2 separate regions of the Mus musculus genome follow, and region 2 is linked to region 1. Evidence: chromatin loops called from intact Hi-C (ENCODE). Cell type or tissue: heart. All regions are shown on one strand.

Evidence for each region. Hi-C counts contacts between places; a loop is a spot of excess contacts. Peaks named below come from ENCODE experiments on the same cell type or tissue, not always from the same donor. Only the 100,000 strongest peaks of a DNase experiment are listed, where the experiment ranks them.
Region 2: a loop joins it to region 1, with 11 times the contacts of the local background. A loop is called at or near these places in 4 of 42 quality-filtered maps.

What each region holds. Positions count from the first base shown.
Region 1 is chr17:33,999,278-34,007,277 of GRCm38, reverse strand. It overlaps H2-K1 (histocompatibility 2, K1, K region), which reads left to right and starts at 6,945. Exons shown (of 8, transcript NM_001001892.2): 1 at 6,945-7,084; 2 at 7,275-7,544; 3 at 7,732-8,000. The coding sequence starts at 7,021. Gm31082 (a long non-coding RNA gene) reads left to right here and starts at 3,130. Exons shown (of 3, transcript XR_385546.3): 1 at 3,130-3,690; 2 at 3,833-3,910; 3 at 3,996-4,899. In heart, a CTCF peak has its summit at 3,647 (motif pointing right); DNase peaks (open chromatin) are centred at 6,887 and 7,607; H3K4me3 peaks cover 1,473 bases; H3K27ac peaks cover 776 bases; H3K27me3 peaks cover 3,463 bases.
Region 2 is chr17:35,375,467-35,383,466 of GRCm38, reverse strand. It overlaps H2-Q4 (histocompatibility 2, Q region locus 4), which reads right to left and starts at 3,850. Exons shown (of 6, transcript NM_001143689.1): 1 at 3,760-3,850; 2 at 3,294-3,647; 3 at 2,831-3,106; 4 at 334-609; 5 at 91-206. The coding sequence starts at 3,823. The coding sequence ends at 112. In heart, no CTCF peak of the experiment used is centred here; DNase peaks (open chromatin) are centred at 3,216 and 3,926; H3K4me3 peaks cover 1,495 bases; H3K27ac peaks cover 1,285 bases; H3K27me3 peaks cover 497 bases.

The DNA of each region.
Region 1 (8,000 bases):
TTTGTTTGCTTTTTGAGACAGGGTTTCCCTTGTGTAGCCCTGGCTGCCCCGGAACTCACTCTATAGACCAGGATGGCCTTGAACTCAGAAATCTGTCTGCCTCTGCCTCCCAAGTGCTGGGATATGAATGGCTGCCATAGGCTCATATATTGACATCTTCATCAAGGAATAGCACTACTTGACAAGGGTGTAGGAGGTTTGTCAATGTTAGGATTGAAGCAGGAGAAGGGCTGAAAAGAAAAAAGGGTTATGTAGACATAAATATTTTCAAACCTACTTTAACAAATGTTCAGCCTCTTCTTTTGTCTACCACCCAGAAGAGGCAGTAAAAAAGAAAAACTATTAAGATATTGGGGAAGTGGACCTGGTTTACAATGGCTCCTTTGGGGCAAGCTCAATCTTCTCTGTCAGCAGTTCAGTCCCGTGGCAAACACCAAATACCAATCAACAGCTGCAGTCCAGACTTCTCGGCCAGCAGACCCCAGACAGGAACCAGCAGCTGCAGTCCAGTCCTCTCAGCAGGCAGACACTATGCCTGAACCAGCAACTGTAGATCAATACTGTAGAAACCACAAGGCTCACCAACCAAGGAGCTGCAGAAACCTCAGGAGCAGTTCTCTGGAGAGTTTCTCTCAATGGTGGCATTACCACAAGTAGATCTCAACAACTATGTAAGGCAAACAAATACATGCCTGCTGTTAGTGAAGAATAGTAAGGCAGAGCAAAATAAACCACATGCTCACTGCTCATCCCCGACTGTGTGGGGTCACAGTTATACTCCTTCATCACAGGTCCTTTCACAAGTCTGCTTCAGCAAAGCATTCTTTCACCTGTGTGCTCCAGCAAACCATCATTTGACATAACTGACTTTCCAAAGACTAGAAATTCCATGTCAGGATTATAAAGGAACGACAGGATAAGAGGGGAGGTTGTTGAATCTGCTTTCAGAGTAAAGAGAATCAACCACTGGTCTCAAATATTTTATACTGATTTGGATTTTTGTGCATTGAGAGAAATTTAAGCTTATATTTGCTACAACTTACCATACACATGTTTCAATGTTAAGGTATTGCACCTATGCAACTCACTTTAAAATGTAATGTTAAGTTCCAGTCCTTGAAAGAAACTATTGCAAACAGTTCAAGATAATTAAGAAATGTAAGTGGGTAGTCAGTTAATCAAACTTATGGACATGTTAGGAACTAATGATGTTAATTACAGAAATAAGCTTTCTTTAGCCTCTTGTAGATGTTTCTAAAGTTGAAGAGATAGTGGGTAGCTCGAAACAAGCAACACTCGCCTATTCTGATACACTGTAGATACATAAGTGGTCTTCAACAATCTCAGACATCTACAGGATATGGCATTCAAAAATGTTTTCCAACACCAGGCTTTCCATAACAGTGAGATATAACTGCTCCTGGCAGTGCCTCCATTGTGCTTCAAAGAAGATGATGGGCGTAGAAGAACCTCCATATGGAGTTCACTTCAACTGTGGCACCAGCCAAAAATATGCCCTTACTTCAACTGCAGACTGCATGCAGTCCTAACCGGGGACAAGCAGAACACAGAGGAAGTGGACTGGTGAGCTTTGCCAAGACAAGTTGGGGAACTCCTTCAATGTTCCTGCTTCACAAAAAAGTCCATCATATACTGGGCCACTAGGCAAAGATGGATGCCCCAGCACTGCAGGAGAATCTTGGGTGACTGTCCAGGCAGCCAGCGATCTCTGCCATTTCCGTAGCTTTGTAAGGAAGCTGCTTGCTCTGCACTTGCTGTTTTCTCAGGGAATATTTATCCTTCTCAGGTCACTGATTGGGGGAAGACTGCATAGTCACAGTCTCACAGCAAGCTTAGGTTGTTTAGGATTCAAGAAAACTATTTAGGTCTAGGAAGATATTTATAGGTGGATAATTTCAAGTTATGATTGAAAAGGAATTAGGGAAAGAACTTTGGACTCATGAGATAGATAGGACTTTGGATTTATAACATAGATAATTTCTTAGTGGTTGACAAATACAAATGAAACAGACATTATGAATGTAATTCTTATATTTTATATTAAGAATTAATTAAGCCAGGCAGTGGTGGCCCACGCCTTCAATCCCAGCACTCAGGGGCAGAGGCAGGCAGATTTCTGAGTTTGAGGCCAGCCTGGTCTACAGAGTGAGTTCCTGGATAGCCAGGGCTGCACAGAGAAACCTTGTCTTGAAAAAAAAAAAAAGAAAGGGAATTAGTTAAAATTCTTAATTTTCATAATTAATTTTCTTAATGAATTAAATGAAGAATTAATAATAATTAATAAATAATTAATAACTCAAATTCTTAACTTTTTAAAATTAAGTTTATTTTTTAAAAGATTAATTTATTTATTTTAGGTATTTGAGTACACTGTTGTTTGTTTTGTCTTCAGACACACCAGAAGAGGGCAACAAATCACATTAGAGATGGTTGTGAGCCACTATGTGGTTTCTTGGAATTGAATTCAGGACCTTTGGAAGAGCAGTTAGTGCTCTTAAGCACTGAGCCATCTCTCCAGCCCTAATATTACGTTTTGATACTTGTTCTTATTGTATAAAGTTGATGATGTCAGAGAAAGAGCTGTTTATAGGACTAAGAGGTATATTGTTGAAGTAATGTTGTGGTACACTGTGTGAAGATGAGTCTCTGTCCTACCTTGCCTACCTAAAGCACCCTGAGTGGTAAAATAAAAACTCTATGTCCTGTAGCAAAGAGAGTAGAAGGCAGAATTCTGGTCAGTTAGAGGAACTCTGGGAAGAGAGAAGCATGGGGGATTTGTCACACGGGCTCATAGAAAGTGGTATGTGTGAAACTGAGGAGAGGTGACCAGTCACATGGCAGAACTTAGAATAGTATGAATGGGATAACTGAATTATGAGATAGCTGGAAACAGGCCTAGCATAAAGCATAGGCATTCAAAAACAAATGTAAGTCTGCCGTCATTATTCAGAGCAAGGGAGGACAAGCAGGAATCTCCGACAGATAACAGGAGCAGGAGCAAGCAGACACAGAGCAAGCCTTTCCTTCTTCCATGTCTTCATGTAGGCTTCCAGCAGAAGGCGTGGCCCAGATCAGAAAGTGGGAGGGGCTCCCGCTCAATTATTTTGGATTACAAAGGGGGAGGGGCTCCCGCTCAAATATTTTGGATTACAAAGGGGGAGGGGCTCCTGCTCAAATATTCTGGATTACAGGTGTGTCTTCCTACCTCAAAGAAAAGGGTCAGAAATTGATCTTCCCACTTCAAATTAAGCAAAAACGCCTCACAGATGGTGTCCTCCATTTTGAGGTTTTAGTTAGCCCCACATGTAGCTGGCATCAAAGAACCAACATCATGGTCCCTGTCCGACTTCTGGAACTGCTCTGTTTGGGGCTTTGCAGCTCCTTTTAGCACTCATGACTCTGCCTCCTGCCTCCCCTCTTACCGGGAGTTTTCTTTCCACGGGTGGAAAAGCACGTAAAGTTCTTTGGGATGTAAGTTTGATGAGAGCAGGGCAGCCTGAGACCTGAAAGCCCTGGAGAAGTGCACACAGGAAGGAGGCCCTGGGGCAGCTCAGCAGCCTGGATCCCCTTTACCCTCAGCTCTGTGGGCTCAGACGCTGTCCTCTTTGTTTCTTCCACCAGGCGGCGCTGTTGCCCAAGAATGTGATTCTTCCCTGTCATCTTCAACAGGTGAGACCCTGGAGGGTCTGCAGTGGGAGGAAAGATGGGAAAGGGGACACCTTTCTCTGCAGGAATGCTCTGGATATTGGGGTGTCATGGTCTGTTACAAATTAGCATTTAAACATCTGATTGGAGTTTATCTTGTTCATAGGGAATCAAAAACTAACATCAGCTCAAGTGCAGAGATGAGCACACACTGTGTCTTTTTCCTGGGATGAGGCTGTGATCAGTATGTTGTATTTTTAATTCTATGACTCTTTTGCAAATTGTCTTCATACAGTGTATTTCAATCATACATTTCTGTTCTATTCCAGAGCTGGCTTCACTGGCTGGTGATACAGATTTGTCTAAAGAGCCCACTATCAGCCTCTACTCTAGATATGTAGGAGAAAGGATTTTGAAATCATATGTTTAAATTTTTTATTAGAATTATTTTTTTGTACATGAGTATGTAGGTACACAAGCATTGGGTCCATTGGAACTGAAGTTGCAGATGGTTGACAGCCGCCACGTGCTGATGGAACTCACCCTGGATCCTCTGCAACAGGAACACGTGCTCTCAGCTCTGAGCCATCTCTCCAGCCACCATTGGAATGTTCACATCAGGAAACCACACAGCTGATCCACAGCCTGCTGCTGAGCACCTTGAGAGAAACTAGAGGCCCAGGAAGAGACAGTGTCAGTGCAGAGCTCAGGAGGGAGGGGAGCTGGGCACTGATGGGGAGAGGCCTGAGGGACAGAGACAGAGAGGGGCTGAGCAGGAGGAGACAGAGGCAAAGGGGGAGACCTAACTCAGCAGAGTCCCCTGTTGGAGGGTATCTCTGTCAGATTGCACTGGACACATCTGCAGAACCCTGCTGGCCTCTTCCATTTCATAGTGAAAGGTGTGCTGGTTTGAATGAGAACAGCCACACAGGCTCATAGGAATGAATCCTTCGAATCCAGCTGATGGAACTGTTCAGAAAGGACTGGGAGGTGTGGCCTTGTTGGAGGATGTGTGCCACTGGGTTGGGCACTGAGGTTTTAACAGAATTTCACTTTTCCCAGTGTCTCAGTCTTTTGCTTGCAAATCAAGTCCTGAGTTCTCAGCTTTCTACCACACCTTTCCTCTGCCATCATGGACTCAAACCCTCTGAAATTAGAGAACAGATTAAACATGTTCTTTTTTGTATTGCCTTGATTACACTGTCTTATCACAGCAATAAAAAACTAGCTAAAGCTGGTGTGGTGACAATGCCTTCAATCTGAGTGTGGTGGATTGAATAGGTGGCCTCATAGACTCATGTGTTTGAAAGCTTGGCCCACAAGGAGTGGCAATGTTAGGAGTGTGACTGTGTTAGAGGAAGTGTGTCACTTTGAGGTTGGCCTTTGAGGTCTCCTATGCTCATGAGCTGCCCAGTGTGGAATGAAAGCCTCTTCCTGGCTGCATTTGGATCAAGATGTAGAAGTCTCCCCTTCTCCAGCACCATGTCTACCTGCACACTGGCATGCTTCCTGTCATGATGGACTAAATCCCTGAAACTGTAAGCCAGACCCTATTAAATGTCTCCCTTTAGAAGGAATGCCTTGGTCATGGTGTTTCTTCACAGCAACAAAACCAAAACTAACACACCCAGCACTTAGGATGCAAAGGCAGATGTATCTCTGTGAGTTCAAGGGCAGCCTGATCTACATAATGAATTACAGAATAGCCAGGGCTGTGCAGATAGACCTTGTCTAAACAAGCAAACAAACAAAACCCATAGTAAAATAAGAAGAAAAGTAATGGAGACAGATCCTTTGTGTAGCTGCCTAACCCCAACAGCATCCCTAGGTTGATCAGGAAGAAACCTAAGAGCATCAAGTCCCCATGGAAAATGCTCACAACATCTAATAAGAGGGGTTCAGGGAGACAGGGTCTGCTGAATCCTGGTGAGGCTGGGGGGCTGCTGTGGGGATCTGCATGGGGAGGTGACTGGAGTTCACACCTGTGGTCACACGCATTCATTGCTCTGTGTGATGAGTGACTCTCTTCAGGAGTCCCCACCCATCTATGCTCTTCTTTCCACTTCACTTCTGTGACTGATTTGAAAAGATCCACAGAATCATGAAATGGGTAAATTTAATCTTTCCCCACACTACTGATCAGGGATGAAACCTCACATCACAGTGTGTGCTCTCTGGCATGAGAATCATCTTTCTCCCAGTGTCCACACTGCACAGGCCTGAGGAACTCTGGGGCCAACTCAATTATCAGAACCCGTGTCCCACACAGCTGTGACATTCATGTCCCTCACCTCATCAGCTCAAAAGTGTGAGTGAAGGTCAGGGAGGGAGGGAGAGGGTCAGAGATTACATAACTTCTACCACACTAGCATCCTTATTCTGTGTTATAGTTGGTGACAGCTCCTCTCCTACTGTGATTGAGTCACTAAAGCAACTGCACCATGGAAGTGCAGACACAGAGAAGTCCAGTGGAGACAGGGATCAGTGCCCTGCTGTCTGTGGTCTGCACGGGGTCTCTCTTCAGTGGACAAGGGGGTCTCCTGTGCTGAGACAATGTCCCAGATCCACAGAGACAAACTCAGGACTCAGAATGAAGATCCTTGTTTCAAATACACACACACACACATACACACACACACACACACACACACACACACACACACACACCTGCAGCCACAGACTTTTCATCTAGGAATTAACACAAGGAATCTGTGTCTCAGCACAGGGCTGAGAAGACAGATCCTGAGGGGAGAGGCAAAGTCTACACTTAACAGATGAGAGTCCTGCACTCAGGCTTGGCAGTGTGAGCCGCCCATTGCAGGTGAACAGAGCCTGGTCTCTGTGGGGTCCCTGTGGGGCTTGCAGCCCAGCGCCTTGACTTTAAGGAAAAGCCTCTCTCTCCACTGCATCCCTAAGCGCTTGTGTCGCCATTGTATTCCCGGAAGAGGCTTTTCTTCTAGAAGACTCCAGGGTCTGACTTCTGAAGAGAAGAAGAAAGAGGAAGAGTGGAAGAGAGGACACAGAGAGTCTGGCCTGCGGGTCTCTCCTGGTGTTTTGAGAGTTTCTGGATCAGAACTCGGAGACGACAGCACAGGGTTCAGGCAAAGTCTTAGTCGCCAGGCAGTGAGGTCAGGGGTGGGGAAGCCCAGGGCTGGGGATTCCCCATCTCCACAGTTTCACTTCTGCACCTAACCTGGGTCAGGTCCTTCTGTCCGGACACTGTTGACGCGCAGTCAGCTCTTACCCCCATTGGGTGGCGCGATCACCAAGAACCAATCAGTGTCGCCGCGGACGCTGGATATAAAGTCCACGCAGCCCGCAGAACTCAGAAGTCGCGAATCGCCGACAGGTGCGATGGTACCGTGCACGCTGCTCCTGCTGTTGGCGGCCGCCCTGGCTCCGACTCAGACCCGCGCGGGTGAGTACCGGGCCGGGAGGGAAACGGCCTCTGAGGGGAGGGGCGGCACCGGGGAAGCCGCGTCCTCGGGTCGCCCACCGGACCCTCCGCCCCTTCTCCACCCGAGTCCCGCGCCCTGCTCCCCTCTCAGCCCGCGCAGCCGCCCGGGGTCTGGTGAGGTGGTCCGGGTCTCACCGCGCGCCGCCCCCAGGCCCACACTCGCTGAGGTATTTCGTCACCGCCGTGTCCCGGCCCGGCCTCGGGGAGCCCCGGTACATGGAAGTCGGCTACGTGGACGACACGGAGTTCGTGCGCTTCGACAGCGACGCGGAGAATCCGAGATATGAGCCGCGGGCGCGGTGGATGGAGCAGGAGGGGCCCGAGTATTGGGAGCGGGAGACACAGAAAGCCAAGGGCAATGAGCAGAGTTTCCGAGTGGACCTGAGGACCCTGCTCGGCTACTACAACCAGAGCAAGGGCGGTGAGTGACCCCGGGTCGGAGGTCACGACCCCTCCACGTCCCGACACAGGGACGCTGACGTCCCGGGTCCCAAGTCCGAGGTTCGGGAACAGAACGGACCCGGAACCGGTTTCTCTTTCAGTTTGGAGGAGTCCGCGGGCGGGCGGGGCCGGGGCGGGTGAGCGGGGCTGACCGCGGGGTCCCGCAGGCTCTCACACTATTCAGGTGATCTCTGGCTGTGAAGTGGGGTCCGACGGGCGACTCCTCCGCGGGTACCAGCAGTACGCCTACGACGGCTGCGATTACATCGCCCTGAACGAAGACCTGAAAACGTGGACGGCGGCGGACATGGCGGCGCTGATCACCAAACACAAGTGGGAGCAGGCTGGTGAAGCAGAGAGACTCAGGGCCTACCTGGAGGGCACGTGCGTGGAGTGGCTCCGCAGATACCTGAAGAACGGGAACGCGACGCTGCTG
Region 2 (8,000 bases), 1.4 Mb before region 1:
GCAATGTGGGGTGTGCCTGTGTTCCCCATTGATGAGCAGAGCACACTCTAAAGGAGGCTGAGAGAAAACTCAGACTCTGCCCTTTCCTACCTGTGTGTCTCCTTCTCTTCATCACAAAAGCCACCACAGCTGCAATGATGGCCAAGCTCCAAGGACAACCAGAACAGCTACGTTCGCCATGTTGGAGACAGTGGATGGAGGAGGCTCTGGGAAGGACAGGTACAGGAAATGAAGGTGAGGGTCATGACCCCAGCTCTCAGCCCTGAGCAGCTCAGGGTCTGCAAAAGGCTCCAGCTTTCCCTGACCCCAGCTCTGCACCCACACCCTCCTTACCCCATCTCAGGGTGAGGGGCTCAGGCAGCCCCTCATGGTGCACATGGCATGTGTAATTCTGCTCCTTCCCAAGAGGCACCACCACAGATGCCCACTTCTGGAAGGTTCCATCCCCTGAAGGCCTGGTCTCCACAAGCTCCATGTCCTGGGTCAGCTCCTCCCCATTCAACTGCCAGGTCAGGATGATGTTAGCAGGGTAGAAGCCCAGGGCCCAGCACCTCAGGGTGACATCACCGTCAGATCTGTGGTGACATGTCACATGTGCCTTTGGAGGATCTGTGTGGAAGATTTAAGAAATCCCACAATTAGCTGGTTGGTAGTGGCACATGCCTTTAATCCCAGCACTCCGGAGGCAGAGGCAGGCAAATTTCTAAGTTCAAGGCCAGCCTGGTCTACAAAGTGAGTTCAAGGACAGCCAGGGATACACAGAGAACCCTGTCTCAAAAAACAAAACAACAACAACAAAAAAAAAAAAAAAAAGAAGAAAAGAAAAGAAAAAAGAAAGAAATCTCACGATTAGCTGGTTGGTGGTGGCACACGCCTTTAATCCCAGCACTCGGGAGGCAGAGGCAGGCAGATTTCTGAGTTCGTGGTCAGCCTGGTCCACAATGTGAGTTCCAGGACAGCCAGGGCTATACAGAAAAATCCTGTCTTGAAAACAAAACAAAAAAAAAAAAAAACAAAAAACAAAAAAAAGTACCACAATTAACAAGACCCTCTGAAATCTACACAAGGCACAGTTAAATCACTGATGACACTGAACAATGTGTCTGTTTGACACTTCAACTGTCATGGCACTGGTGACCTGCAGGCAGAGCTGGTTTCCTCAGCTGCACATTTTTCTGGGGGACTCAGAAGCTAAGAGGGAATCCACATGAGCCAGTGGGTCATCCTGGCAGTCCTTATGTGATGTTCTTTAGCATGAATGGACTAGAATGGAAGATGGAATGGAAACTAACTAATTTAATAAGTGTTTGAGTTCGTATCAAAAGTAGAAATTAGAGCCATATGCCACTGGAAGGGTGTGACAACTGAGACTAAACCACTGTGTTCATCTTGCTAACTAGCATAACCGCCAGTCCAAGTGAGCAGCCATCACAGAGTGTGTAGCAGAAATGGTGTCAACCTCTGACACTCAGCCAGAGAAAATGACTTCCAGCCCCTGACTCTGGGGGACAAGGTACAGGTGTGTCACACAGGATCCCTGGAGTATGCTGTGGACCCCAGTGCAGCACTCACTGCAACACAGTGGGCTCACAGGGTGTGTGGTCTTCCCTCTCACTCCAGCCCTGGATTGCAGAAGACCCTGTCTCTCAGAGTCCAAGTCCAGATTCACTGGGGGGGGGGGGGGAGCACTGTAACTTGTGGGACAGAGGAAGAGCAGGAGGCTTCTGGATGTTTAGTTCTGACAGGAAACAGTCTAAGTTCACAGGAATCTCTCCTTTAAAGAGAACCCTGATTTAACTTGTCTTAACTTCCCTGGCACCTGTGGAGACTGATACACATGATAATATAAGGGCAGGGAGAAACAGGATCACTCCAGTGCAGACAAAAGACAAAAGATGACTAGAAACAAAATTACCCCCTCCAAAAAAAAAAAAAAAAGTAAAGAAATAAGAAAGGCTGGGCAAGGTGGCACACGCCTTTAATCCCAGCACTGGGGAGGCAGAGGCAGGCGGATTTCTGAGGTCGAGGCCATCCTGGTCTACAAAGTGAGTTCCAGGACAGCCAGGGCTATACAGAGAAACCCTATCTCAAAAAATCGAAGAGAGAGAGAGAGAGAGAGAGAGAGAGAGAGAGAGAGAGAGAGAGAGAGAGAGAGAGAGAGAGAGAGAAGGAAGAAGAAGAAGAAGAAGAAGAAGAAGAAGAAGAAGAAGAAGAAGAAGAAGAAGAAGAAGAAGAAGAAGAAGAAGAAGAAGAAGAAGAAATTCCACTATTGATATTCCTCCAGGGTACCCCATAAGGGCTGATGTGACCACCACTATAGGAATAGAGAGAATTAGGTTGTCGAAGGGGTGGAAACCCCACAGACAGGGAGGGATCTGGGAGAATGTATTCTTTTGAAAATTCAGGAAACTGAGGCAATCAGCCTAGTGTAGGGTAGTCCATGTCTCCCATCAGTTAAAGGCGACTTCTGGTCCTGAGGTGTAAGGGCTGACACACTCAGCAGGACAGGAGTCAGTGTCTACAGACAGTGGGCTGAGAACCCGGCCTGGGAGAGGCCATGGCTGACAGAGGCTACAGGGGAACTGAAGGGAGCAGCTGTTGTTACCTCAGGGAAATTCTCTCCTTCCCTCCTGAGACAGCCTGGGCACTGTCCAGGGAGAAGGCTGAGCCCTGGGAGAGTCAGTGCAGTCACTGTGATGAGGGATCAGGAGACCCAGGGTCACTCTCTCCCCTCTGAGACAGGGGCATCACCCCAGCTGAGGGTTTCTTCTTCCCCAGGACTGAGCCCCAGCCCGAGGGCAGAGGGAGGAGCTGCCCGCGGCCCCTGCACCTGTGCGCAGCAGCGTCTCCTTCCCGAGCTCCAGGTATCTGCGGAGGGACTGCACGCACGCGCCCTCCAGGTAGGCCTTGCTTTTCTCTGTAGCACCAGCCTGCTCCCACTTGCGTCGGGTGATCTGTGCCGCCATGTCCGCCGCCGTCCACGTTTTCAGGTCTTCGTTCAGGGCGATGTAATCGCGGCCGTCGTAGGCGAACTGCTGGTACCCGCGGAGGAGGCGCCCGTCGGACCCCACTTCACAGCCAGAGATCACCTGAATAGTGTGAGAGCCTGCGGGACCCCGCGGTCAGCCCCGCCCACACGCCCCGGCCCCGCCCACCCGCGGACTCCTCCAAACTGAAAGGGAAACCAGTCCCGCGTCCGTTCTGCTCAGAACCTCGAACTTGGGGCCCGGGACGTCTCGGGCCCCTGTTTTGGGACGTGGAGGGGTCGTGACCTCCGATCCGGGGTCACTCACCGCCCGCGCTCTGGTTGTAGTAGCTGAGCAGGGTCCTCAGGTTCACTCGGAAAATCTGCTCATTGCCCTTGGCTTTCTGTGTTTCCCGCTCCCAATACTCCGGCCCCTCCTGCTCCATCCACGGTGCCCGCGGCTCATATCTCGGATTCTCCGCGTCGCTGTCGAAGCGCACGAACTCCGTGTTGTCCACGTAACCGACAGAGATGAACCGGGGCTCCCCAAGGCCCGGCCGGGACACGGAGGTGTAGAAATAACTCAGCAAGTGTGGGCCTGGAGGCAGGGCGCGGTGAGACCCCGAACTCCTTCCGGGACCCCCGGCGGGTGAGCGGGCCGGGAGGGGAGCAGGGCGCGGGGCTAGGGTGGAGAAGGGGCGGAGGGTCAGGTGGGCGACGCCGGGACGCGGCTTCCCCCGTGCCGCCCCCTCCCCTTTCCTCAGAGGCCATTTCCCTCCGGACCCGGTACTCACCCGCGCGGATCTCGATCAGGGTCTGGGCGACTGCCACCAGCAGAAGCAGCATTGTTGACGCCATTGCTCCCCTCTGGGATTCTGGGCATCTGACTCTGGCGGGCTGTGTGGACTTTATAACCTGCTCCCGCGGCGACGATGATTGGTTCCCGGTGATCACGTCACCCAATGGGGGTGAGAACTGCCAGTAAGTCATCAGTGTCCGGGCAGAAGGACCTGACCCAAGTTAGGAGCAGAAGTGAAACTGGGGAGATGGGAAATCCCCACCCCTGATCTCACTGCCTGGAGACTAAGACTTTGCCTGAACCCTGTGCTGTGGACAGAGAGCTGTTTGTCTTGGTGTCTCCGAGTTCTGACCCAGAAGCTGTCAGGACACCAGGAGAGAAGAGACCTGCAGGCCAGACTCTCTGTATCTTCCCTCCACCCTTCCTCTTCCTTCTTCTCTTCAGAAGTCAGACCCTGGAGCCTTCCAGAAGAAAAGCCACTTCCAGGAATACAATGGCAACACAAGCGCTTGGGGATGCAGTGGAGAGAGGCTTCTCCTTAAAGCAGAGGCGCTGGCCTGCAAGCCCCATTAGAACACCACAGAGACCAGGCTCTGTTCACCTGCAGTGGGCGGCTCACACTGCCAAGCCTGAGTGCAGGACTCTCTTCTATAAAGAGGATACTTCGTCTTTTCCCTCAGGATCTGTCTTCTCAGCCCTGTGCTGGGACACAGATTCCTTGTGTCACTTCCTAGATGAAGTCTGTGGCTGCAGGTTTTTTGTTTGTTTCTTTTTTGTTTTTTTAAAAACAAAGATCTTCCTTCTGAGTTTGTCTCTGTGGACCTGGGACATTGTCTCAGCACAGGAGACCCCCTTGTCCACTGAAGAGAGACCCCTGTGCAGACCACAGACAGCAGGGCACTGATCCCTGTCTCCACTTCACTTCTCTGTGACTGTACTTCCATGGTGCAGTTGCTTTAGTGACTCAATAACAGTAGGAGAGGAACTGTCACCAACTATAACACAGAATAATGATGATAGTACGGTAGAAGCTATGTAATTTCTGACCCTCTCCCTCCCTCCCTGACCTTCACTCACACTTTTGAACTGATGAGGTGAGGGACATGAATGTCACAGCTGTGTGGGACACTGGTTCTGATAACCGAGTTGGCCCCAGAGTTTCTCAGGCCTGTGCAGTGTGGACACTGGAAGAAAGATGATTCTCATGCCAGAGAGCACACACTGGTGATGTGAGGTTTCATCCCTGATCAGTAGTGTGGGGGAAGATTAATTTTACCCATTTCATGATTCTGTGGATCTTTTCAAACCATAGCCACAGAAGTGAAGTGGAAAGAAGAGCAGAGTTGGGTGGGGACTCCTGAAGAGAGTCACTCATCACACAGAGCAACAAATGTGTGTGACCACCGGTGTGAACTCCAGTCACCTCCCCATGCAGATCTCCACAGCAGCCCCCCAGATTCACCGGGATTCAGCAGACCCTGTCTCCCTGAACCACTGTTATTGGATGCTGTGAGCATTTTCCGTGGGGATTTGATGCTCTTAGGTTTCTTCCTGACCAACCTAGAGATGCTGTTGGGGTTAGGCAGTGCTTCACAGAGAGGATCTGTCTCCATTACATTTCTTCTTATTTTACTATGTGTTGTTTTTTTTTTTTTTTTTTTTTTTTTTTGTTTTTTGTTTTTTTTTTTTTTGACAAGGTCTATCTGCACAGCCCTGGCTATTCGGGAATTCATTATGTAGATCATGTTGCCCTTGCCTTTGCATCCTAAGTGCTGGGTGTCTTAGTTTTGGTTTTGTTGTGGTGATGAAACACCATGACCAAGGCATTCCTTCCTAAGAGAAACATTTAGTAGAGGCTGGCTTACAGTTTCAGGGATTTAGTCCATTATAACAGGAAGCATGCCAGTGTGCAGGTACACATGGTGCTGGAGGAGATGAGACTTCTACACCTTGATCCAAAGACAGCCAGGGAGAGGCTTTCCTTCCACACTGGGCAGAGCATGAGCATGGGAGACCTCAAAGCCCAACCTCACAGTGACACACTTCCTCCAACAAGGTCACACCTCCTAATAGTGCCACTCCTTGTGGGCCAAGCTTTCAAACACATGAGTCTATGGGGCCACCTATTCAATCCACCACACTGGGATTGAAGGCCTGTGTCACCACACCAGCTTCAGTTAGTTTTTTATTACTGTGATAAGACACTGTAACCAAGGCAACATATAAAAGAATGTGTTTAATCTCTTCTCTAGATTCAGAGGTTTTGAGTCCATGATGACAGAGTGAAGGTGGTGGAGGAACAGCTGAGAACTCAGGACTTGATTTGCAAGCAAAGGCTGAGACACTGGGTGTGAGGAGCCGGTGTGGCAACAGTCCCAAGATGGCGCCCGGGACTGCAGCCAAGTCTTATGACTTGTACCTGACTTCCTCATACACCTTAAAAAAAGTCACGACCATTGTGAGAACTGAGCAGGTGCACCATGATGCAGGATCGGACCATATGATGAGTGATGATTCTGGCCAATGGACTGCTGTTACATGGACTGGGCTGATGGGGCGTGGTTGAGGGGTTATATAAGGGATTGCGATTGGGGGTGGAGTAAGGAGATTCCTAGAGAGATTGATTTCTGGAGAGAGATTCCTGCATGCATGTTGAAAGGTTCCTGAATAAACTGCTTTGAGAAGAACGCTATGTGTCGTAGTTCCTTTCTGCTGGTCGGAATCGGAGGCAACAAATGGTGGCCCGTGCGGGGATGTTCAGAACTCATCGTAGTCAGGGCAGCTAGCTGGTAAGGTTCCCATGTAAATGGGACAATTTAAGTTCTCAGATTGAGACGATAAGTTTCCTGGTTTGGGGACAAGTTGCACCAAGCCCAATGGGAAATTCAACCTCAGGTCAAACAGTGCACCAAGCCCTTAAGGACTTGCTGAAAGTGAAAGGAATCGGGCTGAAAAAGGAGACCCTGGAGAACTTTTTAAAAGTTGTGGATCAGGTCACTCCTTGGTTTCCCATATCAGGACATATTACGGGGCTCAGTTGGGAGAAGTTAGGGAAGGACTTGAAGTTTGCAGAAGAACAGGGAGTTCTCACTAAAGGGGTGCTGCCAGTGTGGAAGCTAGTACGGAATTGTATTGAGGATAAGGAAATTGTGGAGCGGAACTCCAAAAGGGCAATGAGGCACTGAATCAGGTGAGAGAGGAGCTATCCCAAAAGTCAGAGGCAGAAGGAAGTTCTAGTGATGGGGATATGTCTGAGGATGATCTGGAAAGCATAGCCGACAGTCTAGAGAAAGTGAAAATGAAGGTAGAACCTTCGGCGCCAGGGCCACCGTGGCCGCCTCCGTATGCCCCTGACGGAGCATCGGGGCATAGTCTGCATTCAGAAACCTGGAGGGAACTGCGAGCCCAGTGCTTTCCTGTATTTCAGGATGCACAGGGAGGTCATTATCACGAGCCGCTTGATTGGAAGATTGTTCAAAGATTAGCGGAAGGGGTTCGTACTTACGGTGTCAGCGCTGCTTTTGTAAGAGCGCAATTAGAGAACCTGCACTGCTACTGCATGACTCCAAGCAATTGGCAGAATCTGTCTAGCGCCTGCTTGTCACCAGGCCAATATTTAGACTGGAAGGCATTTTTCATTGAGTTTGCAGCAGAGCAAGCAGCAATAAATGCGGGTACAGGCCAGCCCGCCTGGGATCAGGACATGTTGTTAGGGCAAGGAAGATTTGTAGCGGCTCAAATAAATTATCCCATCCAGGTTTATGAACAGATCTTTTGATAGAAGAACAGATCTTATTAGATAGGAACAAAAGCATGGAAATCCCTTCCTAATAGAGGGGAAGTGAGTGGGAATTTAACCAAGATCATCCAAGGCCCCATGGAGCCATTTGCAGATTTTGTGGCTCATCTTGTAGAGGCAGGAGACCGTGTTTTTGGAGACCCTGATGCTGCCATGCTTCTACTGAAGCAGCTGATTTTTGAACAGTGCACCAACGAATGCAGGCAAGCAATTAATCCATATAAGCAAAAAGGATTAGAGGTCTGGATGAAAATATGCAGAGAAATAGGAGTCCTCTTTCTAATTCTGGCCTGGCTGCCGCTGTCATACAGATATCACAAGGAAAAGGTGGCCAGAAGAATAAATAACTGTTTTAAATGTGGACAGCCAGGCCACATGAAATGCCAATGCCCACAATTTAGTGGTGCTAGAAACCAGTGACCAAAAGTGCCCGGGTT